Linked DNA regions of Homo sapiens: region 2 is linked to region 1. Evidence: chromatin contacts called from ENCODE Hi-C or POLR2A ChIA-PET data. All regions are on one chromosome and are shown on one strand. Each heading gives the region's core, a stretch centred on a gene start or an enhancer-like site at or near the end of the contact. The rest is flanking DNA. Distances are from core to core; before and after follow the strand shown.

What was found. Hi-C counts contacts between places; a loop is a spot of excess contacts on that map. ChIA-PET counts read pairs that join two places held with the same protein, here RNA polymerase II (POLR2A). Pooled maps may share reads with other maps.
Region 2: a loop to region 1 is called in a map of colonic mucosa, with 4 times the contacts of the local background. The contact joins the enhancer-like site here to the promoter of LRATD1 in region 1. A Hi-C loop is called at or near these places in 2 of 168 maps with a recorded cell type or tissue (colonic mucosa and mucosa of descending colon) and 1 of 50 pooled maps. POLR2A ChIA-PET finds 5 or more read pairs at or near these places in 3 of 52 experiments (H1, OCI-LY7 and PC-9).

What each region holds. Positions count from the first base shown.
Region 1 is chr2:14,630,838-14,637,483 of GRCh38, reverse strand. LRATD1 (LRAT domain containing 1) reads right to left here and starts at 4,767. Exons shown (of 2, transcript NM_145175.4): 1 at 4,547-4,767; 2 at 1-3,540. The coding sequence starts at 3,504. The coding sequence ends at 2,626.
Region 2 is chr2:14,556,530-14,562,470 of GRCh38, reverse strand. No RefSeq gene overlaps it. Among named protein-coding and RNA genes, the nearest start is that of LRATD1, 73 kb to the left of the region's middle. Within about 2 kb of position 4,375, at least 2 of the 41 ENCODE cell types and tissues checked have a DNase peak (open chromatin) inside an H3K27ac peak, as active enhancers do.

The DNA.
Region 1 (6,646 bases), core at 3,518-6,017:
AGGCCAATATAGTAACAAATGCTAATTTAACTGCCCAGCTCATTTTTATTGTCAGTCTAGCCTCAGCAAGTATAAAACTGACAAGACATTCCTCTATGAGAGTGACCCTCTTAGTGAGAGAGAAATCTATGTACCATCAGAGGAAATAAATCTTAGTATTCGGTGTGATAGAGACTAATTCATTTCTTTTGATGAAGTCCCACTCTTTGAGTGACTTTGAAGGGGGAGACAAAATGTCAAGAAGGAGTCCTGCAGGAACAAGTGCTTAAGATGGTGTTTAATACAGCAGGGAGCCAAGATACAGTAGTAGGACACAGTAAAGAATGTGGAGTGTGTAGATACAATAAAGAATTCATTTTATGATCTGCCACCTGTTACTTGAAAGAGGAGTAAGTTAGGGAAATAAATGACTCAGTTCTTCATACATGCAAAGGTAAGTTAGTTATTACAAAAGTTTTTGCTGTTGTTTGTGCTGAAAGAAAAGCATATGCATTTAAACATTTTTTAAAAAATAAATCACTCAATAGGCTTAAGAAAAATACTTTAGTTCATAGTTCATTGATCTGACGTTTTGATTTAAGATCAGGGGATGAATCCAGGATGAAAACCAAAGAAAAAAAAAGAAAAAGAAAGAAAAATATAGAAGTGAATCATTTACCATGAAAAAGGCATTTCCAGCCTCAGCTAACCTCAACTAGTTTTTATTGCATTATTTTTGAAATGCCAAGAAACTGGCTTTGGCCATAATACTTGCTGTCCAACAAAATCACAGCTGTTAATATGCAATTGCTTGCAACAATTAGCTAAACAGCATTATTTGACAAATTCCCTTGAAAGAGACATAGATGCTATTTAAGTGTCTAGCACACTGAATCAAGTAACTATCAGTTAGGCTGGGGCCGCAGCTGGAGGGAGGAGAGAAGTTTACAAATCCTTGTCCACAGAAGGTGTTTCACACCCAGCCTTAAGTTTTTGAAAAACACACATTTGTCCTGATCCTACAAGTTCATCATCCCTGTTTTCAGGAAGAACTGAACTGTGGAACTGGCCAAAGAGGAGGGGGAAAAAGCCACCAACTCTAGATTCATTTTTAAGGAGATCAGGAGGAGAGGAAGAAAAATAGAAACGCGTATGTGAAATGGTAATGATATACAACATGGAGAAAAAAATAAACATCGTGGAACCTGCTAGCAATTTCCACCAATTTCCACCAAAGCAGTGAACCCCTTAACTGACAGAAATTCAGTACAATATACACATTAATTAACAACTCCACCATTACTAGGGCTGCTGTTGAAAGCCAAAAAATTAACTACAATATTGAAAAACAGAATGCTTACAATATCTGAGAAAAATAGAGTGAAAAGGCAATGTTAGCTAAGCTCTTAGCTACATCCACTCTTAATGGCCCCCAGTATTTAAACTATCATGGATTAAAGCCATGAAAATAAAAATTTCAATTTGAAATTTTATTAGCCTGTTGCTAAAATGGTCAATAAAAACATCAACACGATAGGCTTTGTTGACATAGTTGGAAAACTGCTCTCTCATTTTTAAAACTTTATTTCCACTTCCCCAGCTTTGAAGATTTCTATGTTAGGAAAAGCCAAACTAAATATACTGGCTATGGTGTTGTAACAATGCTGGTTTCTGGAATGGTGCCATGTCCTCCCCCTCCCTCTCCTCCAACTCCTTTAAAAATATGACTATTTTTGAAATGCAGCCCGAGGAGGGAGCAATCAAGGGTTCAGAACAATAAGCGCCCTTCACACATTCAAGTTCCCAGACACCAGGTGAACGAGCGAGCTCCTTGTCGGGGGCGGGGCCGGCTGTCCTCACCGAATTCGCAGCGCCATCTTCCTCCCGGGACCGGGCCGGCTTCCCTTCTGCCAGCGAGGGAGACTCGCAGGCAAAGGCGGGTGGGGGTGGCGTTCGCTTCCCACGGTGGAAAGAACCGGAGGCAAACACTGTCTGGCTTAGCCCGCAGCCTGGAACACAATGTCAGGAGACCTGGGGCTGGAGAGCTGGAAAAGTCCCGGGCAGCCTCAGGATAACCCGGAATCCCGAAGTGCTGTCTTGGGGAATTATTCCCAAGTGCACAAGGGACAGGCTCGATTTCTTGGAAATCCTGCGATCTGGGGACGCATCCACAGAGGAGCTGAACTGTGCCCTGTAGAGACCAGTTCTCGCCTCCGACCGGTCTGTGTGCGCACGCTCGGGGCGGTGATGGTCCCTTTTGAGAAGAGGGTTGTTTTCGAGTCGGGCCACAGTCACTGGCCATGGACTCGCGGGGAAGGCCATGTCCTTTCTCCCCTCAGCCCCTTCCCCGTTCCCGGTTTACATCTCAAGGGGAAAGCGCACGCGGGGTCTCCCAGCACCGTCACCACCGCTGTGGCTGTCAGCCAGGCGCTCGCAGCGGCGCCCTTTCGGCCCTGGGGCAGTTCCTGAGACTTCCTGCCGCTGGCTTGGGGATGCGGGGGTGCAGCCCGGGCCCGGGCCACCGGCGGCGGACGCGCGTGGCGGGGCGGGGCAGAGGTTGAGAACCGCTGACTGCGAAGTCCGGGTGCGGGGAAGGGAAGGGAGCGAGGTGCGGGGGAGGCAGAGGGGCCGGCAGCCCCTAGGCGGCTACTCCTTGTCGTCCACGAGGTCGGCGAGCTCCTGGAGCACTCGCAGGCGGCCGCTGGCGTCGATACGGCGCTTCTCGCGGATGAGGTCTTCCAGGCTGTGAAACCTGGCGGTGTGGACCTTGTTCTCTCCCAGGTGCACCTTGAGATAGTACTGCTGCTGCGGGGGCTGCGTGCCTGCCGGCACCTCCCCTCCCGCCTTGAACTCCCGCTTGCCAAAGCGGCACCAGGCGGCGAAGCTCTCCGAGTTCGTCCAGCAGATCTCCTCGCTCTTGAGGCCCAGGTGGCCGCAGGCGTTCTGCACCACCAGCTCGGCCACCAGCGGGCGGTAGCGGTACCAGCTATTCACCACCCGGCCCACGTTGGCCGCGCCCGCCTCATACAGGCTGTCCTGGCGGATCTCGCCTTGGTGCAGGTGGATGATCTGCCCGCCGCCCACGTAGACGGCCCAGTGCGGGGCGGGCGCGGGCGGCTCCGGCGCGGGCTGCAGCCACAGCAGCTCCAGCAGGTCGCCGGGTTCGCAGAGCGCTGGCAGCGCGGTGACCGCGTAGACGCTTAGGTCGGCGCCCTGAGGGCCACCGCTCACTTTGGAAAAGATGCATTCCTGGCCCCGAAAGGCGGAAAACTGAGTCTCGTTGAGGACCAGCTGGTGCAGCAGGTGGTGGTGGTGGCGGCTGGGGCTCTCCGGGCAGGGGGTGCAACCCGGGGGGGCCTTCACGCCAAACTTGTCGGGCTGCCCGCGTTCGTCCAGGTCTTCCTCATCATCCGAGAAGAAGTAGGCAACCCCGACCCGCAGTTCGTCCTTTTCAATCCCCGACGGGTCCCCTGTGGGCAACTCGCTGTAGTTGAGGTGGGTGATGCGGTCCAGTTGGTTGCCCATCAATGAGGTGGCGAGGCGAGGGCCAGGAGCGGGGATCTGCGGAGGCACAGAGAGGCAGAGACACCGTCAGAGTCCGGGCTGCCCCTTTCGGTGTCCCTCCCCAAGACGTGCAGTGCCCCTGGGACCTGCCGGCTAGCTTACGTGCCCTCACCGGAGTCACCCTTTCCAGCCGAGTCCTCCGTGCCTCCCCAGGGGTACGAGGGGCGGAGAAGCCGCCACAGGTCAGGCGAGAGCAGACGCCACCACACAGCCTCCGACCCCTTCCGGGAACTCGGTCCAACTCCCAGAAGAAAACACCCAGGCTGGCTGGAGAGCTTGCGGGGTCCCGGTGGGGAGGAGAGTGCTGGCTGTGGCAGTGTGGGAGACGGACACCCAGGAAGGACCGAGGGGTGGGCTGAAAGGGAGAAGGGAGCCTAAGGCCAGTGAGCTGGGAGCAAGCTCCCATTTCTGTCCCCACCCTCTCCAGCCCACCTCCCAGTTTTGCACTAGGTTGCCTTCCTCCCCTTACAGCGGCTCGCACAATGACAATCAGACACATTCTCAGGCATTCACTTGACACCAGCAACATTTTGGACACTTGGGAGTCCAGACACTGGCAGCCTGGTATACTGGTGTATGTCACATACACCCACAATGACAAACCTTCGCGACGACACACTGGCACACTTAGACCCCACACATTCGTACACAATTTCAGCTCCACGCTTGCACGCTCGCCGTTGCACGTACGCCCAAGCACCCGGGCACACCTGCCCTCACAGGCAGGTGCACTCTGCCCCTTACTTCTCTTGCCTTGTCCCCATCAGGGCCAATGGGACTGCGCCAGGGCGAGGCTGCTCTGTCTAAAATAACCTAACAAAGAGGCAGGGGAAGGATGGAGAAAGCCAGTGCAGTGTATGTGTGTGGGTGTGGGTGGGAGCGTGTGTGTGTAGAGAGGTTCACTTTTAGCCCAAAGACCCCTCTCCCTCCTACCCAGCACAGGATCCAAACAATCGGATGAAGAAAAACCGTTTCCAAGGCAAAGAAAGCCGCTTCTCCCTACCCGTGATTTCCCTGCTCCCGAAACCCCAAACTCCTTTAAAGTCTCCTGGTCCCCATGGGTGCTGAGGAAGCGGCGGTGGCGAGTGGGTCCTGGGCTGCGCGTGGGGCTGCGGCTCCGCTCTACCCCGAGCCGAATCGTGCGGTGCGGCGCCCGTGCGCCTCCAGGTCTGCGCTGGCCGGGGCGCCTGCTCCCACTGGACAGTCCCGGCTCGGCTCTGCTTTCCCACCGCCGCGCCGACGACTCTAAGTAGCCGGAGCAGCCGGTCCCAGGGCCCGCCCCAGGACGCGCTCATTGGTTGGGGCGGGTGCTCGAGCTGTGTCAATCTTCGCCGGCGGGGGAGGGGAGCAGAGGCGGGCCTCCTGTGCGCTTTGCTCTGCTCCGCTCCGCCCCGCCCCGTACCCCGCACACCCGACCGCGCGCCGCCCCGGGGAGCGGAGGTGTGCGCACCCGCGGGGGGCGCGGCGCTTTCTGCCAGGTGCCGATGCCCGCTTGCGCCCGCGCCCCCCAGCTCATCCGAGCTGATTGTGACTGAGAACACAGCCCGCCCGCGTTCCGTGTTCCAGGAAGACAGACTCCAGCGGGGAAGCTGAGTCTGGGTATGGAGAAGAAACCCCAGGGCACCCCAGTATGGCCCAGGCACTGCGAGCGGCCCGGGGCAGGCAGCGACATTGCCCGAGGCGGGCGTCTGGGCCCTGCTGGGATCCCCCAGAGCCTTGGTTCCCGATGGCCCCTAGGCTGGTCCTTGGATCGAAGACCCTTTTCGTTCCCCAGACGTCTTTGAAATTGCTCCTGCGACGTTTGGCTCCTCTTCTTTGACTGGAGTGAGGCTGCTGACCCAGAGCTGATGCCCGATTTAAAAGGAGCTTGGTGTCAAATGCCACCCAAAAGCCTGAGCTTTGGCCGGTGCATTCCCTGGCTGTGCCTATGATATTGGCCTCCAATTTTCTGAATATAGGAGGAGTACCTCACAACTCATGTATGTGAGTTCATACATGCAAGCAGAGAGTAGGATGTAAAAGTGTTTTCCAAGCCTCAGAATTGGGATTGCTAAGCAAGTTTTGTTTGGTTTTGTGGGAAAGGAGGCTCCAGCAGTAGTTAATGATTACATTTCTGGATGGAAAGTTAATGAATGAATGTGTTCTGAATATTGGATGCTGAAAAAATGAACTTCATATATACAACATTCCAGACCAATAGTTTCAAAAGTTCCTAACATTAAGCCTCAAAGAGTTCTTAGACATCTGGTTCTGGCCCCAATGCTACTCATCTTTAAGCCTGGGCTCCAGCAGCTTTTCTATGAAGCCTCTTTTCTTTCCCAATGAGGAATTTGATACTTCCTATTTGAACCCCCCACCTCTTCCCTACAAAGCGAATTCCTTGAGAATAGACTTTGCATTCTGCACAACCTTGTATTCTGGGCCTCTTTCCCAATGCTAGTCATGCAGTGTGTTCCATCAGTAATAGTAAAAATGAAAACAGCCTGTATTGACCACTTATACGTGGTCAGACACTTAAGAGTAAATTAAGTAGACAATTTAATCATTATTCCTCTGTAGGGTACTCACTAATATCCGAATTGTAACAAACAGGGAAACAAAAGCTCCAATACTAGTACCAGCAATCCATCCAAGCCTACGGGATACCAGATCCAGTCTTTCACTAAGTTATAGTGTTTATTGAATAAAATCTTGTTTCATAAAATGAGAAAACTGGTGTTTCAGAGAAGTTAGATGATTGGCTCAAGGTTACATGGAGACTGATCCATATTACAACCCCCTTTTTCTTTGCTAGACTTTTCTGCTTGAATATCTTCAAACCGCCAAGCCTCCAGTTTATGTTTGCTTTCTGAAGGTCTCTGTACACCCCCACAGCCTCCAAATGCAGTGATTTATCAAATTAGATGCTAAAATATTGCTGGAAAAAATGGTTTTAAATGACCATCGGTATACAATTGATGTACCTAAATCTTTTTGGAAATTTGGCTATTGTCCATGTGCATGCAAGTTATCAGAAAACAAGTTGCCATTCGTGGAACTGACCACAGGTTGAGATGGCCTTTTTTATACTTGCCATAAGTAATAAACAACTCATTTTGGCCCT
Region 2 (5,941 bases), core at 3,126-5,625, 75 kb after region 1:
TACAGCCAATCCATCAGTAAGTTCTCTCTACGATCAAAATACATCCCAAGTCTTTCCACTTCTCTCCCAATCCAGTGTGCTCTATTTAATCTCCTTCATTTTTCTCCTGAATGACTCCAGTAGTCCTTAAATTAACTCTAGTCTCCTCTCTCACTCACCCTGCACATACCGTTTTCTATGCAGTAGCCAGATTGATATTTTAAAAACACAAATCAGATCACATCACTTCCTGGTGGAAAACCTTCCAGGGAACTCTCGCTGCATTTAAGATAAAATCCAAACTCCTAATTTGGCCCCAAACAGCCCTATCTGAGCTGGTTCTTCCTTGACATCATGTAGTGTCACCAGTTACTGTGGATTTCTTTATGTTTCTCCAAAACCCAAGCTCATTTCTCTGCCTGGTTCTTAGTATTTGCTGCTCCTTCTGCCTAAATTTTAGGCTCCTGATCTTTTCTTTGCTGACAATTTCTTGTCATTCAGGTCTTAGTTCCAATGTCCCTTATTCAGTGAGGGCTGCCCTCAGCTCATCATCTGATTGCCATCCCTCCCTAGTCACTATCCCATTGCTTAATCCCGTTGCTTAATTGTATTCAGTATTGGCTTCTTTCTTTTTAGTTTATTTATATGCTTAAGTTTAGCACACTGAAAGCAGGGCCCTAATCAGTCTCATTTACCATTGTAAGCTTAACTCACAGTAATGACTAAAGGCTCAGTGCATATGCCATCTTCTCGGGGCCATTTTTCTTAACTTCCGGACCTGGTATTCAGTGCCATATTCTTCGTTAGGTTGTCAACTCCTCAGGGGCTTTGTCCTGGTCTCACTCTCCAAGTTATGCCTCAAAGCACTCAGCTCAATGCACACCCTCAACTGTGTGTAATACTGCCTCCACACACAGAGAAGGGGCTCCCCAGAGTCTAGCATTGTTTGATTGACTTTGTCTACGTTCTTATGGGCTACTGATCCAAATAAACTTTAGAATGCTCTTTATAACTCTCTTTTCCTGCAAGTGTGATCAGTGTTCCTAAACAGGTGAGTATTCAAGAGCTTTTCTAATTCTTTCCTGAGCCTCATCATCCTCCTGATTCCTCACCAAAAATAACTCCTGAACCCAGAACTTAGGAATTCCAAACATAAGAGGCCAATACTGCACTGAAATGCCTAGTCGATGTCCTGCTTAACATTCATAGGCTTGTATTTACTGCTTGCCAACTGCCACCCTTGGGAGTCCCAGACTGAATGCTAATTTTCTTCTTGAAAGCCCTGAAGACAGACCTTAAGGAAAAGCAATTACAAAAATATATTACCACTGCCACCCCTAACTTCCTTTCAGCCATTTTAAAAATCAGTTTCCCATATCTTACAGAAGAACTCACATATGAACTTTGTCATTCTAAAGGCTTGGGTTCAAATTACAGAACGGCCATTTCCTAGGTGTGTTATCTAGAGCAAGTTACTTCACACTTCTGAGCAGGGCCCCCAGCACAGCTCTACAGGCCATTCACCGTACAGCCTCAGTAGATGCCACCCACATAGATGACGATGAAAACAACTCCCTCTGGAGTTGTACACTGCTGCAGCCCCATCTGAGCTTCACTATACTATAACACATTTGATTTGAACAACTGCCATGCATGCTGGTTATGGGGGTGGATTGAAAAGAATGCATCTAAAATACTTGGCATACACTGTAGTCACAATAAATATTAGTGAAGTGTTTAGTTTGAAGCTAGCTCTTGAGATGTTCTCATGAACACTGGACTGGAGCATGTTTTACCCAGCCACTAGCAGGTGGGAATTTTCAGCCCTTTCCATCCACACAAACATATAATTTGGCTTCTGATGGACTGGGGTTGATTATTGTTTACAACTGAGTGTTGTGCTTTCATCTGCGTAGCCTTCATTAGGCACAGAGAAAGAAACAGGTGCTGTTCTTTTGAGGTTATCACCAGGCAGAGCTTCCTGACTCTCTCTCTCGGGCTTGGGTATAAGGGAAAGAATGTTCTAAGGCAAATGTCATTGTCTGAGTGACGTTTCTAAATCTTGACTCAGAGCACATCGCCTTCTACCTATTCAGCTCATTTATTGTAGCAAAGAGGGCAACTCCATTTTTAAAATATATGATTCTAAAGGAGCTTTGTTATGGCCATATATTAGAAGTGTACATTTAGAGCTAATTCTTTGAATATTTAAATATGTTCTTTATGTTTTGACATACACAAAAGGTCGTTATACTGGATAACTTTATCTTGTTTATCTAATCTTTGTAATAATTAATATGCTAGGCTTTATTTATTTAAAAAATTATTTATTTATTATTTATTCTTTCTAATAAACTCTCCACCCTAAATTTCCTCTCATGGAGACTGATGATGATACACATGTACAAAGATGGTATGAAAAGATGTATAACTCACATTATGGAACTTTCTAGGGGGGGGAATGGCCAGGCACCCATGGTGCTGGGGAATCATCCTAGTGAAGGGACGAGCAAGTGGCTCTGGGTGTTATTATGGCTAGGGACTGGGGCCAGGGTGAAGGGCCCTATGCCACAGACCAGGGACACATTTAAATGACACATTGTAATTGTACGTATTTTTGAGGTACAATTTCATGTTTTAACACGTATCTATGTTGTATTATGGTTAACAAATACTGTGCATTACAAAGTACCTAGAAAAGAGGCTTTTGAAAGTTCTCACCACAAAAAAGTAATCAATGCATGAAGTGATGAATACATTAACTACCCTGACTGGGTCATTATACAGCATAGATATGTGACTCAATTTTTTCTTTTTTCTTTCTTTTCTTTTTTTTTTTTTTTTTGAGACTGAGTCTTTCTCTGTCACCCAGGCTGGAGTGCAGTGGCACGATCTTGGCTCACTACAAGCTCCGCCTCCCGGGTTCACGCCATTCTCCTGCCTCAGCCTCCCCAGTAGCTGGGACTACAGGTGCCCGCCACCATGCCTGGCTAATTTTTGTTGTATTTTTAGTAGAGACAGTGTTTCACCATGTTAGCCAGGATGGTCTCGATCTCCGGGCCTCGTGATCTGCCCTCCTCGCCTCCTTAAGTGCTGGAATTACAGGTGTGAGCCACCGCACCCGGCCGTGACTCCATTTTTTTATGTGTGACCACTCACAGTGTTCATGCTCTATCTCTCTGCCTTCCCTCTTGCTCCATGTCTGAGTAAGCTGATTAGAAAGCCTAGGTGTACCCTCCATTTGCACCAGAAGGAAGTTCTAACCATGGAATCCCTGGTCTGAGGTATAGGGCCCTTCACCCTGGCCCCAGTCCCTAGCCATGATAACAGCCAAAGCCACTTGCCCATCCCTTCACTAGAGTGATTCCCCAGCAGCTTGGGTGCCTGGTCATGCTCCCCCCAGAAAGTTCTATGATGTGAGTTATAAATGTTTTTGTACCATCTTTGTACATGTATATCATCATCAGTCTCTGTGAGAGAAAATTTGGGGTGGAGAATTTATCAAATCCTCCATTGGGCAACCATAAAACATTTTATTTGCCTTTACAACCATAAAACTCTTACATACCAGGTGGCAGCTAGGATAGAAAGAAAAGAGAATTGGACATGAGGGTGAAAGATGAGTGTGAGTCTTGTTTTAGCCAGTTATCAGCTGTGTGGTATCAGAGAATGGCTTACATGTTTTCACTCCATTGAAATGGGCATCATGAGTCGTCAAAGGATAAAGACTTCAAGTGCCTAACCCCATGTTTAGACATAGTAGTTGCTGGGATATTATGCTGATTCAGTGGGACAATGACTAATGTGCTTAACACTGTGCCTAGAATATAGTAAGTGTTCAACAAGAGCTAGCTTTCTTCCTTTTTTACCCTCTCTTCTGTTGATTCTCCTTTATCACCATAAAGAAATTAAGCAATAGATCTTTACTTCCTGCTTAGCTATACTCAGTGTCCTGTCGAGCTCTGCCCTTGCACTGGATTCCCTATCTGAAATAAACTCAAGCCAAGAGAAGGATTTCATGATCTTAAGAGCAGAGAAAGCCTAGGAGTTGTCACTCCAGGTCTAGACAATAAGGACTTGGGACTATCAATGGCCATTTCCACTAAGACCGTGTAAAAAGATGTAATCATATTTTGGGGGATTTGCATCAAAAAAAGTGTCCATCTCATGATGAAGTAGAAGTGATATAGGTAGATTTAATAAAATACAAATTATAGATTCAGACTTTTATGAAAAGGCATTTTGGAAAGAAAGGAATGAACATGAAAGAGAGAGGTCAGACTTTGAGGTAAATGTGGGTGGGGAACTTAGAATGAAGGGCAATGGTTAAGAAAGTAATCTTGTAATATTTGTAGGTGGTTATGGTTACAACACGCCCTATAATTTAGAGTCTTGTAATTTTGAAGACAACGTTAAAGGTAACATGAACTGCTTTTGCCATGAGGCAATAAAGCTGTAAATGATTATCTTTTTAGTTCAGTTTTTTTACTCCATAACTAATTCCTTGTTGTTTTCAAAGAAAGATTTGATAACCTTTTTGTTGCCCCAAATGTAAGGTGACCTTTCTTCAACACAGAGAAAAATATTTTCTTTCAAAGGAACAGTTCTATTTTCTGGACAACTCTCCTTTGTGAAATATAGGATTTTAGGTTGTCAGATATATTGTATCCTTAGAGAGAATGATAAGAAGTCCAACCCCCTCTGCTAAGAGATGAGGAGACTGGATTCCCTATCTTAAATAAACTCAAGCCAAGAGAAGGATTTCATGATCCTAAGAGCAGAGTAAACCTAGGAGTAAGACCCAATAAGGTTAAGTAGCTTGCCCAAGATCCTACAACAGGTTAATGACTGAATATCTTGTTTTTTTTCCTGCGTGGCAGTACATACTATACAATTGACCATTTCTCATTATTATGAGAGACATTACCAATCCATCTATATATTTAATGTGAGCTTGAGTTTTATCTTAAATTTCTATCTGGGTCACTAATAATGCATTTTGAAATTGATCCTGCCATATTTTGTGGCCTTTGATCAAATCTTGAAACTAGAGGAAAACTTAAGAGTGATATGCCTTAACATCTCCACAATGTGGGAATTCCCTTTATAACATTTCTGATAGGTAAACATGTAGTTTTTCTTTAACAATTCTAGTGGTGAAGAACTAACTGCCAGAGGAGCAAGTACAGGCCCTCACTTGCTCTCTTTTCTCTTAGTCATGTTTAACACAATACTCTTTTTTTTTTTTTTTTTGAGATGGAGTCTTTCTCTGTCACCCAGGCTGGAGTGCAGTGGTGCCATCTCAGCTCACTGCAACCTCTGCCTCCCGGGTTCAAGCAGGATTCTCCTGCCTCAGCCTCCTGAGTAGCTCAGATTACAGGTGCATGCCATCACGCCTGGCTAATTTTTGTATTTTTTAGTAGAGATGGGATTTCACCATGTTGATCAGGTGGTCTCAAACTACTGACCTCGTGATCCACCTGCCTCAGCCTCCCAAAGTGTTGGGATTACAGGCTTGAGCCACTGCGCCCAGCCTAACACAATACTCTCTATCCAAGCCGGCCTATCCTTTCTTTGCTTTTCTTTATCTTATTCCAAAACTTAAATTCTTTATTCTTAGGTCACAAACATTGTTCTCAAGCCTTGGTTCCTTCTCAGCTTTCCTGACCCTGTTTTATTGGGTGTGACCACGTCATCACGTGTTCAAGTCTTTTAAAAATTGGACTTTATTTGAGGAACTTGACAAACTACTTGTAAAAATAAACAATCTCATTTATTTTGCTTCTCTTTTGGTGATTTGTGATTGTGTATTTTCTCTTTGTAGCATCCCAGCAACCTCATGGAAGAGGCAGTTCAGGGAATATTGCCACAGATGGTAAAACCAAGACTAAATGAGGCTACTTGTTTCACAGATACCCACACAACTAGTTGAGAGACAGATTTCAGACTGACATATTGGTCT